Regions from separate parts of the Homo sapiens genome. Here region 1 is linked to region 2. Evidence: chromatin loops called from intact Hi-C (ENCODE). Cell type or tissue: CD4-positive, alpha-beta T cell. All regions are shown on one strand. Links, peaks and the distances in the headings refer to the core of each region. The heading gives the core; the rest is flanking DNA.

Region 1 (2,919 bases), core at 142-2,641, 76 kb before region 2:
CTGAATGCCCGAACTGACTGTCACAGAGTAGGGGTGGTCTGAAAGGTTCCCATGAATGAGCTCTTTGGGTTAGGTCATGAAACACCTTATCAAGGAGCAAATGAAATACAAGAAGGTGTCACAGGAGCCACTTTTGACTGTTCCGTAGAAGTTAGTTTTAATTTTAGACAGGGCCTATGACACTGAAATTCTCAGGCTGTAATTCCAGAAAAGCGGATGAGGTGAGCAAGGAACAACAGGGCAGCCTAATAGAAAAGAGATTTGGACCCGGGTCACCGGGCTAATTCTTTACTCTCTCTGGGATTTAGCTTTCTTGTCCATAAAATCAAAGGATTCAGCTGATCAATGCTTTTTCAAAATTTAAAAAACATTTTAATATAAAATTATACAAGCCATCACCATCCCCACATATAAAACAGAGAGAAGTGGAAGTTCTCTGCTTGAAGCAGGGCAGGGAAACTGCCCAGAACCCTATGCCCCTTGGCCTGTCCCTTACTTTCAGGGATCAACAAGTTATCTTCCAACTCTGTGACCCTTCCCCCTGGGATGTAAATTGAATAGTAGAAATGAAAAGACAAAGCCAGTTTAGAAAGTCACCTTGAAACCTCATTGTCCTCATCTCTAACATTATAAAGTTGGACTGAATGATTTCTAAAGACTCTTCCAGTTCAAAAACATGGAAACTTGGCTCACATTTGTAATACCAACACTTTGAGAGGTTGGCATTACAGGATCTCTTGACGGCACGAGTTTGAGACCAGCCTGGGTAACATAGTGAGATCCCATCTCCACAAAAACAAAAAATAAAAAAATTAGCTGGGCATGGTTGTGCACACCTATAGTCCAGCTATTTGGGAAGCTGAGGGAAGAGGATTGCTTAAGCCCAGGAGTTTAAGGTTGCAGTGAGCTATGATTGCACCACTGCACTCCAGCCTGGGCTACAGAGCGAGACCCTATCTCTCTTTGTTTTTAAGTGGAAATTGTGTATCTCTGCCAATTATATCAGGAATTCACAAAAAGTGATGGAGATTAGCCAAACATGGAAATCTTTCCAGGAAGTAATACCTTTAGGGTGATTAATAACTGTGTGGCTCATGAGAAAGCATGTTGTCAAAATACAAGCATGACCCCAAGAACGCACCCTAAAAATGAAGTCAGACATTTCATGTGTAACCAATACAAAATCTGAAATAATAACAGCCAATATTTAATGAGTTCTCGCTGTGTTTCATAGCATCAAGGTTAAGTGTTTTATATGTCTTATATCATAAATATTCACAATAACCACATTCATTATGTTATCCTATTGTTATCCCCATGTCATTTATGAGAAGGCTGAGGTTTATAGAAACTAAGTATCTCTATCTAGGTTACACATATAGGACGAATATTAAAAGTTGGATTAAATGTTCTTCAATGGACATTTTCAGATCTAAGCTTGTTTGGGTCTGATAAGTCTTTTAATAGAAGCTGAAAAGGCAGAGTTGGGGCAAGGATTTGTTGGTGAGTTTCTAACATAATCCAATAGAGGTGTTGAGTCGGGACCAGCAGGCTTGCTCCAGATTGCCCAGCAGACTTACCCGAAAGACAGCAGAAACATCATCAACAGCAACAATTTTTTTTAAAAAACCACAATAGTTAGCATCACTACAAGAAGAGGACTGAACACTTTGTTAAGTATTTTCTCATTTCCTCCTTACAATTCTTTGAACAAGATAAAAGTAAAATTTTGTTTTGGTGAGGAAGCAATGGAGCTACGAGGACGGTAAGTAATTTACCCAAGGAAGCAAAGTGAAAAGTGTAAAGGCAACAGCATGCCTTAGGACATAAGGATTCCCTATACTTTGCTCCTACATACATTAGTGTGACCTGTCCTGATATCTCTGTGGTTACCCAAGTAGAATTACATTTTGCAAGAAGGTAATTCTACTTACCTTCACGACTGCGAGCATCTCAGCCAGTTTCTCGCTGCGAGTTTGTGAATTCGCCAGTCTTTGGTGACTTTGCAGAGTGTGTTTCCATTCACCTGAACTCTATGGGCTGACAAACATGAGTTCCTGGACTTGTAAACCTGAGGATCTGTTCCTGGGGTGGCCTCTGACAAGGAAAGATGCTGTATCCGCCTCAGCACTATTTAATTTTCCAGATTAACAACTAATAGCAGCATTAGCCACTTATTGAGCCTTTTCTGGGAATAACATTCTGGGAAAGCTATATCCAAAGTGGTAATACAAGGAGTACCAGGAGGAAAGTATTAGCCTAGCGAAGTGACCCAGAAAGGGAGTTTGAGGGAGCTAATACCAAACCTCACCCTTTTCCACAATCCATGCTGAGGCCATTTCCATGACAATGATCCAATTTGGTGTTTCCCAAAGTGGGGTACTATCAGGAGCACACAAGATGGCACATGGACAAATCTGGTTTTAACATGTCTTTAATAGTTATGTATCTACTATAATTTATGTTAGAAATAAGTGTTTTAAAATTTATGGTGGTAATTTAAAGTTTCCTCCTAGAATAAATTTGTTTATGTGGAAAAAATAAGTCAATTGAAAGAATACTATTGAGCAGACAATACTATTTGAGGGAACTAGGGTATGGTAGAAATTGCCAAGCTAAGTTGGAAACTGAAGCCTGGGAGCACTGAATCCTTGGGATAACAACATGAATCATAATTCATTATAATTTGCTTTTAAGTAGTTCCAAGAGTGAAATGTAATAACCTCCACTGGACATTTGGAGACGCAGAGGTGATCCACAGAGTCCAGGGCACTTGAAGATATTGGGTTGCTGCAAAAGTAATTGTGGTTTTTGCCATTAATAGATATAAGCACAGAGGAGCAGGGAAGATGGTCAAAAGAGATCCCAGGCCCCCACGTTCTGCCAGAGCACAGTGAGCAAATGAGCCTCCTGCCACAA
Region 2 (2,919 bases), core at 183-2,682:
CAGCTCTGTATTTGGCAAGGGCAGCTTTGGCCCTGCAGGCAGGAATGCTGTAAGAGTGTGTATGCATGCATGTGCATGCGTGCATGTTTGTTTGACTGGTCAGGTGTTACTGTCACCAGAAGGCATTTTTTGAGCACCCAGTGTCCACTTTCGGGATGAGAAACTTGTGTACACAGGGTTCCTCGTTGGCATTGGCTGCCCTTTGCCAAGGCAATTATTAGACCTCAAGAAGATAGTGTTGTTGCTTACAAAGTCAGTGCCTCTAGCTAGTTGTGCGCACTGAGCCTCTGGCTGGGGGCATTAGCTCTCTGCTCACTAAGCTTCTTTATTATATTTCCTGGCCAGTTCTGACCGGTTCTGTAGGCACCCAAGGCTGCCTTGTTCAGTCCCTGCTGGAAAATGAAAAAGGAAAAACTTGCTTTAGGCATTAGGCCAAGAGTCGGATGTACAACCCAGTGGGGTTGGAGAGTTTTACTCAAATCAGATGCTGGCCCAGAGAAGGAAGTAGACATGAATTCAAAAACCGGTAAAAGGCCCTGGTAGAACACTACATGACCCCTCTGATAAATCATGCCCTCTCTGATGTTCAGTGGCCTCTGCTGCTGTCATCAACCAGAAAGCTGAATGAGATGATGAATCGGCTACAAGCTAATTAACGGGAAAAGCGCTCCTGGAAAACAGTACGGGTCCCAGTCCCTACGTTTAAAGATTGGACTACACTCTCAACGCAGCTTCTTTGGACCACTGTTGGCCCCAGGGGTCCACCAAAAGCGTCACAAAATGGCCTTTTGTAGCCTCCATGTGGCCACCGTAACAATGAGTCTATTTCTTTACTGGCAAGTATTAATTATTCACTTGTAATTGACAAAGCCAGACATCAGTCACCTCACTGGAGTCTTTATGAAAGGCTTTTGGTCCTGTCATTCTGAGGAGCAAAGCCATGCCTAGGGTCCAGGGGATGGCCCCTGCATCAGTAGTGAGATGGTGGGAGAAGGGGGGCAGGCTGCTGCCTTCTTGGCAGTGAATGGAGGCAGGGGAGGAACTAGAATATCTTTGGATGCTCTTACTACCCAAGGGGTGCATGAAAGTGCCGAGCAGAATGCTTAGCACATAGTAAGTACTAGCATATTTATGTATTTATTGTTATAATGTATTAATTACATAATCATTAAGAATTTGGCTTATGTATGTAATCAACCCTTGGCTATTACCAGCCCCTCTCCCTCCAGAGCTTTCCTGAATTTTGCTTTTTTGAGGGAAGTTGGTCTCTGTGACCAGTAAACCCAGCCCCAAGTTTACCGGCCGAAGGAAGGGAAAGTTAAGAGTGATAGGGCATGAAGTGAAAGGCTTCAGGTGGGAAGTGCTCTTAAGTAGCACAAGAGAGGTGGGTGGAACCTGAGTAGGTAGGGAGAAGTGGGAGGGAACAAGCCAAGCAGAAGCCCAGGGCCATTCTCACATTTCAACACGTAGAGTTAAGGAAGGGCCTCTTCCTCTGTGAGAATTCAGCATTTTGCAACCATCCAAAAATGTTGAGGGCATGCTTTGCTTCCAGGGCAGACAGAGCAGCACAGTGAGCATGGGACACAGGATCCCTGACTTGCTGTGTGCCCTTAAACCAGCCACTACCTCTCTGACGTTCAAAATTGAGCAATGGAAGGCAGCCTGCCCAACTGTTACCTGCCTGTCATCATGAAAGCCTGCGGATGAGGTAATGTCTGTAAATCCCAGTCTGAGAAAAAAAAGCCGTGGAAATAGAGAAGGAGCCTCCTGAATGTGTGACTCTTTTGGGTAAATGCCCTCCATTCCTTAAGAAACAATTTATTAATTATATATTGTGTGTCACTTTAAGAAGATGGATCTGTGGCCTCTCTGTACTGTTGAGCCAATGGGAAGCTTAAAGGCACTTTGTGATTCACAGATTCTGTCAAGGCCCCTGGATGGCCTTGTCTGTACAAAGACACTTCAGAATTCAGTCAGTGGGTATGGGACGCCTCCCAGGATGCAAAGAGCTTAGATATTGGCTTTCTAGCCATGGGCATTATGCTAAGGGCTGTGTGTGATGTACCTCAAAAAATAGCCATTTAAGCCATACTTGGGCCCTGGCAACAGAGGGTGCAAATTCTTGAAAGAAATTGTTTTGAGAAGGCAGAGCTTGAGTTCAGGCAGAATTTCTTGCAGGGATCATTCTGGTTGCGTGGCATTTTGATAGACTTTGGGCAACTCAGATACAGGCAGTGAGAGAGGGAAGTAAATAGGACCTTCTTGCGAGATGCCTGAGAAAGACCCAGTGATGACTTCATCAGTAGACCTTTTGATTCTGTTTGCGTCATTATTTGGTCATTGTAGAGCAATGGTTCTTAGGCTTTAATCTCTAGGTAAAACAGAGGTGTGTTTAGTCTGTCCATGTTCTCTGTTTTCTAAGTAAGGCAGGAGGTGAGGTCCTCTGCAGGAAATAAAGGTGATGGACTGGTTAGGAAACTTCAGGAGACTTCAGGGTTTGGAACAGTTGCCTATGTGGGTGGAATAAGAAATAAACTGGGGAAGAATGAGAGAATTGTCTAACTTCACTGAAGGCCTGGCTGAGATCAAAGAGAATTTGCAGGGCTGACCCTCAGAGAAGACATGCAGTAACTCTTAAGGAATATCCGAGAACTATTTTTGATTTGTGCTTTTAAAATATGATGCTTTAAGATTTGTTTTGGCAAGATATGAATGGCAAGATAAGAATTCAGAACTAGAGGTCAGCCCCCTATCTCCAAGTCTGTTATACTTCCATATGGGAAAGAGAAATGAGGACCTGCTTCTTAGGGTTTGAAGTGGAAACTATACGACAGAAGGATTTTCTAAAGAACTCTCCTCAGATTCTTATATTGACAAGGCAGCCTTGGATATGGGACCTTAGAGAAGCATGATATTTTA

The links. A loop is a pair of places that touch in the nucleus more often than their neighbours do. Peaks named below come from ENCODE experiments on the same cell type or tissue, not always from the same donor. Only the 100,000 strongest peaks of a DNase experiment are listed, where the experiment ranks them.
Region 1: it touches region 2 in a loop (3-fold over the local background); 6 of 110 quality-filtered maps call a loop at or near these places.

What each region holds. Positions count from the first base shown.
Region 1 is chr5:157,192,261-157,195,179 of GRCh38, forward strand. All of the region lies in intron 1 of ITK (IL2 inducible T cell kinase), which reads left to right. Among named protein-coding and RNA genes, the nearest start is that of ITK, 13 kb to the left of the region's middle. In CD4-positive, alpha-beta T cell, for the core only: no CTCF peak of the experiment used is centred there; a DNase peak (open chromatin) is centred at 1,581; H3K4me3 peaks cover 1,396 bases; H3K27ac peaks cover 2,500 bases.
Region 2 is chr5:157,267,876-157,270,794 of GRCh38, forward strand. All of the region lies in intron 1 of CYFIP2 (cytoplasmic FMR1 interacting protein 2), which reads left to right. Among named protein-coding and RNA genes, the nearest start is that of CYFIP2, 3.2 kb to the left of the region's middle. In CD4-positive, alpha-beta T cell, for the core only: no CTCF peak of the experiment used is centred there; DNase peaks (open chromatin) are centred at 1,506 and 2,286; H3K4me3 peaks cover 1,934 bases; H3K27ac peaks cover 2,183 bases.